2 separate regions of the Homo sapiens genome follow, and region 1 is linked to region 2. A link is an interaction called in ENCODE POLR2A ChIA-PET data of the cell type or tissue named here. Cell type or tissue: PC-9. All regions are shown on one strand. Each heading gives the region's core, and the rest is flanking DNA. Links, peaks and the distances in the headings are about the cores only.

What was found. ChIA-PET counts read pairs that join two places held together with the same protein. Peaks named below come from ENCODE experiments on the same cell type or tissue, not always from the same donor. Only the 100,000 strongest peaks of a DNase experiment are listed, where the experiment ranks them.
Region 1: POLR2A ChIA-PET joins it to region 2 with 9 read pairs; 8 of 35 experiments call an interaction of 5 or more read pairs at or near these places.

Annotation. Positions count from the first base shown.
Region 1 is chr2:216,397,947-216,404,834 of GRCh38, reverse strand. All of the region lies in intron 1 of SMARCAL1-AS1 (SMARCAL1 antisense RNA 1), which reads left to right. It overlaps LOC107985984 (a long non-coding RNA gene), which reads right to left. Exons shown (of 3, transcript XR_001739880.2): 3 at 5,087-5,427. Among named protein-coding and RNA genes, the nearest start is that of SMARCAL1, 11 kb to the left of the region's middle. In PC-9, for the core only: no CTCF peak of the experiment used is centred there; no DNase peak of the experiment used is centred there.
Region 2 is chr2:216,475,703-216,482,590 of GRCh38, reverse strand. It overlaps SMARCAL1 (SNF2 related chromatin remodeling annealing helicase 1), which reads right to left. Exons shown (of 18, transcript NM_014140.4): 16 at 5,382-5,482; 17 at 4,292-4,388. Among named protein-coding and RNA genes, the nearest start is that of RPL37A-DT, 20 kb to the left of the region's middle. In PC-9, for the core only: no CTCF peak of the experiment used is centred there; a DNase peak (open chromatin) is centred at 4,180.

The DNA of each region.
Region 1 (6,888 bases), core at 1,259-6,258, 77 kb after region 2:
CTGGAATGCAGTGACATGATCGTAGCTCACTGCAACCTTGAACTTCTCAGCTCAAGGGATCCTCTCACGTCAGCCTGTTGAGTATCTGAAATTACAGGCACACGCCACCAAGCCCGACTAACTTTTAAAATTATTTTTTGTAGAGATGGGGTCTCACTATGTTGCCCAGGCTGGTCTTGAACTCCTGAGCTCAAGTGATCCTCCTGCCTTGGCCTCTCAAATTGCTGAGATTTCAGGTGTGAGCCATCACATTGGGCTGAGCTTTCTTATGGACCATTTCTTCCTGCATATGAGGTAGCTTCTTTACAGAGACATAGATTGGAAAAATTATGTTCTTTCATGATTATTAAGGGAGAATGAAGGCAAAGGGAAGCCAAGTAGCTTGTGCAAGGATATAGAGAACGCTGGAGCCCAAACTTGATCTCAGGCATCCTAGTTTCTTCTACTCATCCAGCAGGCCACTCTGTAGCTCCAGCAAGTGGAGCACCATAAGCCTTTGATCAGTAGTCTACTCTTAATATATATAATTGTATCCACCACACTGGAAATTGCCTAAGTGTTCAAAGTGCATTTTTGTCTACAGATGTTAAATGTTAAGGTTGGATTAGAATTGGCTGTCTGCAATGTCCCTGAGGACCACAAGGGGGCGAATAGATAGGCTGCCTGTGTCCCTCTGTCCCTCTGTCTCACCTGCCCCTCTGTACTCCTTAATTTTTTTTATTTATTTATTTTTTTGAGAGGGAGTCTCTCTCTGTCGCCCAGGCTGGAGTCCAGTGGTACAATCTCGGCTCACTGCAACCTCTGCCTCCTGGGTTCAAACGATTCTCCTGCCTCAGCCTCCCAAGTAGCTGGGATTACAGGCACTCGCCACCACGCCCGGCTAATTTTTGTATTTTTAGTAGAGACAGGGTTCCACCATGTTGGCCAGGCTGGTCTCAAACTCCTGACCTCAGGTGATCCACCCGCCTCGGCCGCTGAAAGTGCTAGGATTATAGGCATGAGCCACCGCACCTGGCCTACTCCTTAATTCTACATGTGTATGCTTTGTCTCTTTGTGTCATTCTTTTTCATTTTATTATAGTAAATTATATCTATTTACTTTTTATCTTTCTCTTTCTCTCTCTCTCTCTCTTTTTTTTTTTTTCTGTGCTCCTCTAACCCCACATCCAGCTGCCCATAGCATGGAGCTAAAGCTTATTTCGCCCAGTTTGCCGTATGTGTTAAATTGCTCCTGGTTTTCAGTTCTCAAAGGGTACAAGTGAAACATTTCATATTTCCCTCCTCTAGCCTTTCCTCACGCTGATTTGATGTTTTCTTATATGGCCACCAATTGCCTTCCTCTTTTCTAGCTGAGTGGTCTTCAATAGAAAAAGAAAGAGGGGTCTACCCCTGACTGAAATAAAATAGCACACACACAAACAAAAGGCCAATCAGTTCTTAAGGAATTTCCTGAGTAGGGGAAAGGAAGGCTTTGAGGCCTGCATCCTGTCTCTACTGTAACTAAGATGGCACCAAAATAACCATCCAAAGTGTGGGATTCCTGTGGATCTGGGCAAAAGGCAATTCCTTCCTTCCCTTTCTCCAGCATTTCACATTTCTTATTGTCAGATTATTCTTTTTAATGTTTGCTCCAAATTATCTGCAAATTCTGTCCAAATTCTCTGCAAATTTGTTCTGTCCATGGGGGAAAGATAAATGGAGGGGCTGCTAGCTATTTTGTGTTCCTGTTGACTTGGAGGACTTACAATCAGCCCCTTGCACAGAGCCAGGCTACAAGCTGCGGGTTCAGACCTCAGGGTGGGGAGGATACAAGGCTGGCTTTCTGCCCCAAACAGACCTATTTATATCTGCATTCGATGGAGGCACAGCCCAGACTAAATCAGGGAGAAGGAACGGTCCCATTCATCGCAAGGATAAATTACCCTAATTGAGTGGTTAAGAGCCTGACTGATTTCTAGATACTTTACAGTAAGGGACCTGCTACTCCTAGATGCAATAATAGAAAACCACGGGCCATCAGAGCCATTTGGGAAAGAGCATTAGCATCCCGTCTGCTCACATCCTTGGTCCTCAGCACTGGTTTCCAGGAAATTAGCTCCCTTTTAACAATCAGTGCAATATTATTTGAGTTTTTACCTTAATTTTCTCTTGTACGTTTCTGAAAAAGCAGGGTCTCTTTTTCTTATCCCTACATGTATACATGTGCAGTATATGCCTTTTATTTTTAATTTTTTTCATTTTTCCATGTTACGACAGTATATGCCTTTTACATTTGACACAAATCTCTACTCTGAATTACGAAGGTAAATCCCCACGTCCCTCTACCCTGCCTCCGTAAAACAGGCAACTCTGGAATTCCTCCTCCGCACCCCCTCCAGCTTGCTATAGGCACAGACACCTCTGCTTCTGGAAAAAATGAAAACTTAGTTATTTACTTTTTGAAAAATGTAAAAGTCCTGCTTTATGCAGTCAGTTGGAGAACTGGCTTTTAAAAATATTATTATTATTATTTTTGAGACAGAGTCTTACTGTGTCACCCAGGCTGGAGTGCAATGGCATGATCTTGGCTCACTGCAACCTCTGCCCCCCGGGTTCAAGCGATTCTCCTGCCTCAGCTTCCTGAGTAGCTGGGCTTAAGGCATGTGCCACCATGCCCAGCTATTTTTTGTGTTTTTAGTAGAGACAAGCTTTCACCATGTTGGCCAAGCTGGTCTTGAACTGCTGACTTCAAGTTATCTGCCGGCCTCAGCCTCCTAAAGTGCTGGGATTATAGGCATGAGCCACTGTGCCTGGCAAAACAAAAAATATAAATTTTTTAAAAACTGTATCTTTTTGAATAGACAATGCATTTACATGATTAAAGCTCCATATATTTAATATATACAAAAGTATATATAGTGGAATGTCTCCTTTCTGCTGAGGGCAGATTTAAAAAGTAACCTATGGCATCAGAGATCCTCATTGGCATATATCCCTTCTAAGGCTCTGTATCTAATTTTGTATTTTTTTGGTAAAAGTGCTCCCCCCAAATTGTATGAGCTTCAGCACACCCAAAACTTGATTCTGCTCTTCTTCCATTCTTAACTCCCGCATCCCATTCCCTTCCCAGCAGGCAGCCAATGTCATCCATTTCTTTTTTTAAAAAATTGTTTATTTTTAATTGACTTATAATAATCATGGATATAATTATTATATTTCAATTACATAATCAATTTCTTGCATATTTTTCTGGATATATTCTATGCACATTTAAGTAAAAACATTTATTTATCTTCCCTTTCATACAGATGGCAGTGTGCTATATACACTGTTCTGCACTTTTTGCATTTGTCTTGGAGTAAATTCATCTCTTTAAATTTTGTTTTTTCCATCTGTAATATGGAAATAATTGTACCTATCCCATAGACTTCCTGTTAGGATTACCTGAGATCATGTAAAGCACTTAGCTCATTGCCTGGAATACATTAAGTAATCAATAAATGTAAGTTATTATTCTATTAATGTTTAAAATATACTACAAAGCTACAATAATAAAACTAGTGTGATATTGATAACATATTAGCAGACTGATGAAACAAAGTAAGAAGCCTCTTCAACTTGGTCTTTATGATTTGTGTGCAAGATACTGTTGCCAACAGATGAAATACAAACACTAAAAAGAAAGTTTGTCTCAAGGAACTTAAAGACTAGGAGAAGAGAGAATACCTGTGTGGAAAATATAATAAAAAAAGAATTGTGGATAAGATCAGTGCAGTGGTGTGTGCCTGTAGTCCCAGCTGCTTAGGAGGCTGAGTCAAGAGGGTTGCTTGAGCCCAGGAATTCAAGGCCTTAGTGGGCTATGATTATGCCTGTGAATAGACACTGTGCTCTAGCCTGGGAAACATAGTGAGACTCCGTCTCTAAAAAGAAATCAATCAATCAATCACAGATAAATGGCCTTGGGGGTTTAGTGAGGAGCTCTGATGATGGAGACACAGGGAATACAGAATCAGGAAGGTTAAGCGGATGAAGTGGTGTCTGAACTGGCTAAGTAGAAATTTGGAATCCAGCAATAATAGGAAGATGGTGGTTATGGCAAGGATGATCCAATCTGATGGAAGCACAAATGCTGAGAAAAATCTAGTTAACCAAAATAATGTGTAAAAGAGTTTATTCTTTAACATAGAGTTATAGATTGGCAGGATGTTTTCCTATATGACACGATCTCTGGGGTCCTTTCTACAAGTCTGAACAAGTAAAAGAGAGCCAGAAGTCCCTTGGCGGGGGATAAGATGTGCATTTTGATTGAATTTGGCATCTCAATCTAACTCCTAACTGCATTAAAGGGGGAAAACATTATCAATATTAACAAAACTGATCCCTCATGAACAGACTCAAAGTCTAAATCTTTAGCTAGCACTTTATCAATAACATGTTCTAATTACATGTGAGGCTTTGAAAATATACCTCTGTGTGATAATTGCTGGAAAGCAGATTTTAATCCCAGGAACTTATAAATTGCAGTTGTAAAGATGCAATAGAGAGCTTATCCATTGACACTATCTAGTGTCATTTGCTTGCAACTGCAGATATTGACAGGACGCTGCTTGGAACAATGGGTGCCCTGTCCCCCTCTATGACCACCACCCCAGTTGATCAAGTGTATAAGTGACAGTTTATATGCAAAATGGTCCAAAGGCTACCTGATCACCCCCCAAGGCCACATGGGGCTTTGAGGAAACTGAATGCAAAGCCACGTGTTAGATAAAATAAAGCTTATATCTTCATCCCAGAAATTAAAAAGCCCCCTGGCAAAGTCAGCTTCCAGAAAAGCTGAGGCCTGAAAGAAGAACCAGTCCCCCAAAGCTCTATCATTGGATTGAATTGTTTCAGACCTGAGGAGGAGGGAGCTCCTGAAGCTGGGCCCACCCTGGGACATGGAGGGTGGGCTTCTTCTGCCATCTGCCACCTCTTTATTCCAATGCCTTCTCCTCTCAGTCTAGATTTCCCTGGGCCCCCAGTCCTCGCCCAACTAGTGTGTGCTGTTTGTGTGATCAGCAAATCATTTAGGGAAAAGCCTTTTAATTAAGAGGAGAGCAACAAATTATTAAGTCAGAGTCATTTATTACCCTGCCATCTGGCCAGACTTCCTTCTGGCCCCCCTTCTTCCTCAACCAAGCCTGCACAGACATATAAAGTAACAAAGAGAATGGAAAAAGAGGAGACTTCTTTCTGCCTGGACTTGGAAAGAACTGTCCAGCTCCTCCTGGAAGCAGGGTAAGGGTTCTAGGAGGACTTTTCCACACCCTTTGTATACTGTAGTAGCCAAGTCTTGGTTTTCCTCTCCTGTAGAACAGGGATGATGAGGTCTACCTTAGGGCTTCTGGATGCCTGGCCCAATGGCTGGTATAGTGGAGGCACTCAGGAAACAGAAGCTGAATCTGAAGCCTGCAAATTGGAAGCTTTGTTATGGATGGTGGCGTCAGCAGTAGTGGAGACAGTGATGGCTGGAGGGAGCCTACTAAATGTTTCCATCCTGCAAGCTCAGCTGGCTCTCCCTCTGTTGTGACCCACAGAGGTATTCCCTTGCTGTCTCCCTGCAAATGCCAGGGAAGCTCAGGAAATTCATGCCCACCCCTTGCTCCCGTCCCCAACCAAACCTAAATGCTGGGACATTATTCTAAGAGAAAGACAGCTGGAGACCACAGTATCTGGTTCAGGCATGATGAGAAGGACTGAGCAACACTTAGAGTAGGAAGAAGCTAAGGAATCACACATAGGGGTGTATTTCAATAGCCAACAACTCAGAGAGGACTATGCGGGATACATGATAAGACAGGCACTATTTCCTAAAAGCAAAACACCACAGTTATGACAGCTATGAATGAAAACTAATACAGGCATATTGGAGACTCAATTACCATGAGTGGTGTGGCAGTCAATGATGTGATTTTCCAAAAGAGTGAGCAAATCTGGTAAAGAAATTAACAACACAAACTCTAATCTTCCCTTAATTTACAGAGTAGTTTCATTCTTAGCATACAGTTAGTGCATATTAAAAATCATTTTTAAAAAGTCTCTCTGTTTACATATAAAATTGTTACTTTTTAAAGCTCAGATAGTTATAAGCAAGTTATAAACAACTCTGTAAATATCTAGTAGAACATTTGAAAATTGTGTGGAGCATAGGGTAAGTATATATGAGATGGTGAGATTGTCTCACAGATAGTAAAAGATTGAGCTGCCTGGGGTCCCAGCCTCTACTTGCCAGAAGTAAGCCCCTTACCCATCATTGGGGCAACCAAAAACACTCCACACTTTTTCAAAATGCTCCCTCGTGGGTGATCCTGTGCTAGACTAAAAATTGAAATGTGAATCAAACTAAATTAATGTTTAAAAAAACCTTACTTCGACACAATCAAGAAATTTTGAATTTGAATGGATACATGATGATTTGAAAGAATTTTTGTTTTGTTAGATATGATAATTGTCTTAGTCCATTTGTATTGCTGTAACAGACTACCACAGACTAGGTAATTTGTAAACCATAGAAATTTATCTGGCTCAGGGATCTGGAGGCTGGGAAGTCCAACATGGAGGAGATGCATCTGGCGAGGGCCTTCTTGCTGTGTCGTAACCTGGCAGAGGGCATCACATGGTGAGAAACCTCTCCAGAGCAAGACAGCAAGAGGGGGCTGGATTGCTTTTATAACTATCCCACCCTGGAGACAACTAACCACTTCTGCAATAATGATTTTAATCCATTCTTGAGGGCAGAGCCTCCTGATCTAATCACCTCTTATTAGGCCGTGCCTCCCAACACTTTTGCCTTGGTGAGTAAGTTTCCAAAACACCAACTTTGGGGGACACATTCAAATCATAGCAATAATGAAATGGTTTTACATAAAA
Region 2 (6,888 bases), core at 1,605-6,604:
ATCTCAGCAAACCATCACTAAAGCAGCCTCACTGTTTTAGTGTCTGACATCTTACCCTCTCTGTGCTCATTGAGTTAGGAAAAAGAAATGGTTGTGAGTGCAACAAAGAAGCTGCTCTCACGCTATAATTTACATTGGAAATGTTTTCTCCCTTTGAACTTTCCAAATCATTATTTCAATACTGAAATAGCACCCAAGATCTCACTTCCTCCAAAGCCTTTCTCTACTAAGGGTCAGTTAAGGTATAATTCAACTTCTAAATCTCTATTTTTAAATTTATTTTTATTTTTATAATTTTTTAAGAGATGGGATCTCACTAAATGTTGCCCAGGCTGGTCTCGAACTCCTGAGCTCAAATGATCTGCCCACCTCAGCTACCCAAAATGTTGGGATTACAGGTGTGAGCCACCATGTGCCCAGCCCCCCAACTTCCAAATCTCTGTGTTCAGCCATGGCTTATACCTAATTTTCAAAGTAGTTGAAAAAACATACACACATTTAACATATTCATAAGTAGATATGTGTACCTATTCTGATTACCTTAAATTACAAATAATCAAAATACCCACCAACTGCATCTATACATTGATGACAATGGTGTAGTGTTAAAACCATGCCCAGTGGATACAACCACAACACACGATCACTATCACCCCTCTGCCGATTTTTCCTACATCTAAATTTCCAACTTTGACCATTTTTCAATTTAGAGGTATATTTTCCATATCTCCACTGACATCCCACAGTTTCATAAAACTAAACTGGTTTAAAATCAAATGATCTTTTGGCTGGGCTCAGTGGCTCTCACCTGTAATCCCAGCACTTTAGGAGGCCGAGGCGGATGGATCGCCTGAGGTCAGGAGTTCGAGACCAGCCTGGCCAACGTGGTGAAACCCCATCTCTACTAAAAATACAAAAAATTAGCCAGACATGGTGGTGCGTGCCTGTAGTCCCAGCTATTTGGGAGGCTGAGGCACAAGAATCGCTTGAACCCACAAGGCAGAGGTTGCAGTGAGCCATCATCACGCCACTGCACTCCAGCCTGGGTGACAGAGTGAGACTCTGTCTCAAAAAAAAAATAAATACATAAAAATAAGGCTGCTGCAAGGGCTCACGCCTGTAATCCCAGCACTTTGGGAGGCCGAGGCGGGGGGATCATCTAAGCTCAGGAATTAGAGACCAGCCTGGGCAACATGGCAAAACCCCATCTCTATCAAAAATACAGAAAATTGGCCGGGTGTTGGCAGCATGCGCCTGTAGTTCCAGCTACTCGGGAGGCTGAGATGGGGGGAATCACTTGAGCCTGGGAGGCGGAGGTTGCAGTGAGCCAGCATAGTGCCACTGTACTCCAGCCTGGGTGACAGAGTGAGACCCTGTCTCTAAATAAATAAATAAATAAATAAATATAAAAAATCAAATGATCTCTCATCTCCTATATTCTCAAAGCAGCTTCTCTTCCCATAAGTCTAGTTTTTATAGTCTACCTGCATTCTCGTAGTCTCCCAGGTGGAAATCATCCAGGCAAACAGAGTCCTCGGCTTATGCAAGTTTGTTCCCCCCATTAGTTCCCTCCTCTCTCCTTCAGGCACCATCTTTACTTGGGCCACATCACTTGGTACTGCATGGATTTGCAACAGCTCAACTGCGCTTCCTGCCTCAGGCTTCTTCCCATTTCAAACAGCCTACAGATCTTTGCCAGCTGATTTTTACCCCCAGGCTCTCCTTTAAAGATTTTTTTGGTCATGTCTTTGGGCTCCGCTGTCCCTACCTCATCAAGTCTACAGTTGCTCCCCTGGCTTTTCAGGCCTTTATAGAATTAGGTCTCAACGTACCTGGCCACTGTTCCTCACTATTCCTTAACCAAATCCCTCCACATTGGTGAAGTAGAGTTCCTTGAAAATTGATCATGACAGCCTGTCATGTAAGAACTCCAGATTATTCAATTAACCTGCACCCGAAATCTCCTAGCCTTTCAGGATCCCAGCCTTGCAGAGAGGGAAATGATATGAAAGATCATCAAGGCTGACCCCCAAATAACCCACATGTCCTCCTCCAGGATGCCCTCATCAGCCTCTTTCTGAATGACTGCAATGTCAAGGAAACGCCACCCTGCAAGGCAGCCTATTCCAAGTAGAAAAAGCTGCTAATGTGCATTTGATTATGATGATGGCAACACTGTATGCTGACTCGGGGCATGCATAATTAATTGGAAGCGAGTTCCAAGATCAGATTAATATTTCATTTCCCCTCTCAGAAGGAAGGCTATCTCAGTGAGATATAACCTCTTCTGCTTTTGTCTCCTATATTGGAAGCAACATTTTCTTTTTCTAGTAGTTGATAAAATTTTCAGCCCCATCTTAATTAAAAAATAAATTGATATAGTTATTGATCAAAATATTGATAAAACTCATTTATATTACCTTGTACTTATATTTTAGGTAGAAATGCTTAACCAATTTAGAGTAAGAGAAAGGCAAGGAGGAATAAATGAGTTCAAGTGAGAATCCTTTAAAAATAGGCTTTCTTTTTTTTCTTTTTTGAGACAAGGTCTGTCTCTGTTGCCTAGGCTGAAATGCAGTGGTGTGATCTTGGCCCACTGCAACCTCTGCCTCCCAGGTTCAGGGAATCCTCCTGCCTCAGTCTCCTGAGTAGCTGGGAATACAGGCATGTGCCATCATGCCTGGCTAATTTTTGTATTTTTTGTAGAGATGGGGGTTTCACCATGTTGCCCAGGCTGGTCTCAAACTCCTGGGCTCAAGTCATCTGTCCGCCTCAGTGTGGGATTAGAGGCTTGAGCCACTATGCCTGCTCAGACTATTTCTTTTCAAAAGGCTTGTAATAACCTAGGCTCTGTTACCATTTACCATTCAGCTGAACTGGAGAGTTCTTTAAAAAGCTTAAAAATAAGGTTGTTTTAAAATTGGCTTATTAACTATATATGTCTGAAAGGATAATTTGCAGTCTGCATTTAAAAATATGATCTGAGTCTTATTTATCCCAATATTTAGCAAATAAATCCTTGCAAAGAAAGAATTTATTTGCTAAATAAATGTAAGTGAATGAGCAGATCCACAGAGTCTTAAGTCTTGGTGTCAACGATAAGATTTAACTCAACTTCTTATTTATTTAAACTTTTTTCTTTCTCTTTTTTTTTTTTTGAGGCAGGCTCTTGCTCTGTTGCCCAGTTTAGAGTACAGTGACCATCATGGCTAACTACAGCCTTGACCTCCTAGGCTCAAGTGATCCTCACCTTTTCCTCTGGAGTAGCTGGGACTACAGGTGTGCACCACCATGTGTGGCCTAACTCAATATTCTGATGGTGATTTCACAGGAAGGAGGAGGTGCTTCACTTTCCTGATAAGCTACCGTAAGGCCCCTTTCTGCATGAGGCTCAGACCTGGTTCAAACTCTCCTGGCAGAAACAATTCAACCATGAGCTGTGCTCGAGGAGGGCATACTCCTGGTTTTCACCTTCTGGCCAACAATCCAAGCTGGGGAAGGAAAACAAGCTTTTGGAAGGCTCTGGGTCTCTTGCTCACTCCACTGTGTTTCACTGAAATGGGGGAGGAAGAGTCTGTGGCAGCCACTGGGCTGCAGCACTGAAACCAGGCAGGCATGATGGGCCCAGGGCTGTCCTGTTCAGAGGCAACAGCCTTCCCCCTCAGCACCTTTGACAAGGCCTGCCTGGTCATGGAGGGATGCCTCTTATACTCCTTTACAACAAGGGCTGAGCTCAAAGGAGGAATGCTGGGCCAAGTCAGGAAGCCTTCTTCCTTGGGCTGGCTTCACATGCCCTGTGACTTTGTGCAAACCTACTATACTGCCATGTCTCAGTTTACCCCTCTATCAAGTGGGGAGACACTGAGAATAAATAAAATGACAGAAGGGAAAATATATTCTATGAAGCCAGTACCCTATTTTAAACACTCCCCATTCTGTGCTGGGGATGCATTCCTGTGGCAGCCCTATGTGTGGTGTTGCTGTGTACTTTTTGAAACAATTCAACATTTGCCATGGGGAGTTTTGTCAGTTTCTAATGGCCTGCTGGAAGAGGCAGCATTCAGAGCCTGTGCGGGAATGTCAGCAGCTGTAGGAGCTAATGCCATCATTTCCCCATAAAGCGATGCATGCATGGTTCAACTGAGAATGACTGCAGGCCATTGTTTTCAGCTCTAGGCTGGGGGAGGTCCCTAGGAGTGATTCACATCCTCCTACTCAGGACCCAAAGACTTGGCAGACAGCTTAATGCCTCCCTCTGCTCCAGGGGTGAAGAGCCATGTGCTGGCATTACCTTGTAGAGGTAATCAGTGGATTCTGTCATTTCTGAAAAATTGGTCTCAGAAAGCCCGGCTTCTGCCAGAACTTTAATCTTCTCTTGAATCAGGGGCCTGTTGGGGAGAAATGAGCTGCAGTGAATACAACCTGCACAGAACCACCAGACTAATGAAAATGAGGCCACCCTCCTTGTTCTTATGGGACAACGGCTTGTTTACGGTTTCACATCTCTGCATCTCTCAAGGTGCAAACACCCATCTTGAAAAATTTGCCCCCTCTCATTTGTAAAAACTCCAATTTAGGGCTAAGAATATCATCAGGTTCAATATTCTTTCTAATGGAAGATGTGTAGGAAATAAATGCTGCCTCATTTCAACACAATTTTGAATCTGGTGGTATTATGAGCTGCCCAATTAACAAATCCACTAAAAAGGGGGAAGTAGGAGTGACCCACACACATTGCAAAGGGAAGACTCCTTAGTCATAAGGCTGGAAACAGAGACAAGCAGTGGAAACAAATGAGATAATCAAGAAATTTTGTATCAGGAAGGGGGAGATAAGGGGAAGAAGCTTTTTGAGATTTTTCACTTAGGTAACAGACAGAAAACCCTAGGGTTGAAAATCTTACTCCAGCTCTGCTAACGAAGTACACTACACAGTCCAGGGTAAGCCACTTTCTCCCTGTGGTCCAGCAGCAGCAATGTAAGATGTGCCCACCAGATAAATGCACATCATAAAAGGTAAAAGACTGTCACCCTGTCCTAACAAATGCCTTCACAGCTGGGAACAGGGTGTTTTACAAACTAAATTCCATCTATATTTTGTCATAATCAGCACTTCTCCCTGCCTCAGACCAGCAGCAAAAGGAGCCACAACCCCTTATTGCTATAAGATTCAGCATGCACCCTGCAAGCCACCAGTGAACGCTAGTGAGGGAGGCCAAATATGGTCATGATGAAAGCAGGAGGGCATCACTAGTCAATTTTCTATAGATCCTTAAAGACCTTACTTAGCAAAAGCAGAAGCACTTTGGGAGCAAAGTAAACATATCATCAGTTTCCACCCTTGCTCGACTCCAACTGCCAGGCCACCCAACCAAGCCATACCAAAGGTAGTCATCAGCTGTGCCCTTTGCCACGAGGTAGTGAATGCCCACGGAGCTGGTCTGTCCAATGCGGTGCACGCGGTCCTCAGCCTGGATCAGCACCTGTGTGTCCAGGAATTGAGACAGGCAGGTAAAGGCCTGAAGCAGTTCCATCCACCATAGCAGGTATGGTTCCTCTCCACCCCATTTCCAGTCCCACCACAACCCTCCCTCCTCAAAGCACTTCACTGTCTCAGACCTAGAAATAACCTGCACTTTACCATCTCAGACCTACAAATGACCTGCCACTTTAACAAAAGAGAGAACCCAAAACAGCCCTGGCTGGGGAACTGGAATCTGAAGCAGAAGATCTGCAGGTGGCTGTTCAGTGCTGGGCACTGAGCTAGGTGCTGCAAATGAAGAGGCACAGGCTCTGCCATCAGGCTGCATGGGGAGGGGCTGGTGATGGAGGCCTGCACACTTCCATTTCTTCACTGTATGAAATAAAAAGTTATCTTCTAAATAAATAAAAACATCACACACAAGGGAGAGGCTATCCATGATTTGGGCATAGGGTGGTGGTTTAATATAGTGGTAAGCCTTATAATAAATACTTAAGGGCTGGATGTGGTGGCTCACGCCTGTAATCCCAGCACTTTGGGAGGCTGAGGCAGGCAGATTGCTTGAGCCCAGGAGTTCCAGAACAGCTTGAGCAACATGGTGAAACCCCATCTCTACAAAAAATACAAAAATTAGGCATGGAGGCGTGCACCTGTAGTCCCCTGCTACTCAGGAGGCTGAGGTGGGAGGATCACCTGAGCTCGGGAAATCAAGGCTGCAGTGAGCCAGTAAGTCCCTGCAGTCCAGCCTGGGTGACAGAGCAAGACCCTGTCTCAAAAAAGCAAAAGAAAAAAAAAACCACCTAACATCATGAGCATTATTTCTTGTATAAAATGGCTACACCCTCAAGGTCTACCCATTATTAATGTAGTCTCTTATGTGTAGCCAATAAAAACCACAATATTATTAAATATTATATAAATATTAAAGGGGATATAACTTTTCTGGAGATTACCAGAAAAATTTAAGAGTTCAAACAAATGTCTTATCTCTGTCCTCAGTTGGTCAGGTGAGGCCAGTGGTGGTGTCCAGGAAACCCTCACTGCTGTCACTCTGTGTGAGGTCCATTGTTAAAGCAGCTCACAATGATGGCTACTAAAGGGGGCACAGGCTGGAACGTGAGGCCTGGGCTGCAACCTGGTGCCACCAAGTGCCCTCTTCAGTTATGGCAGTGCAGTCCTGCCTCACCCCTTGAGCTCTCGGTGCCCTAACTTCCTCCTATGAGACATGAAGTCAAGATTCCTTCTAGCCCTGGAAGACTTCAACCTTCCCGTTGATAAAATGGAGTCGATAATCCTACAGGTTGCTGTGAAAATCTAGAAAACAGCCAATCGCCTGGCGTGGTGGCTCACACCTGTAATCCTAGCTACTCGGGAGGCTGAGGCAGGGGAATCGCTTGAACCCAGGAG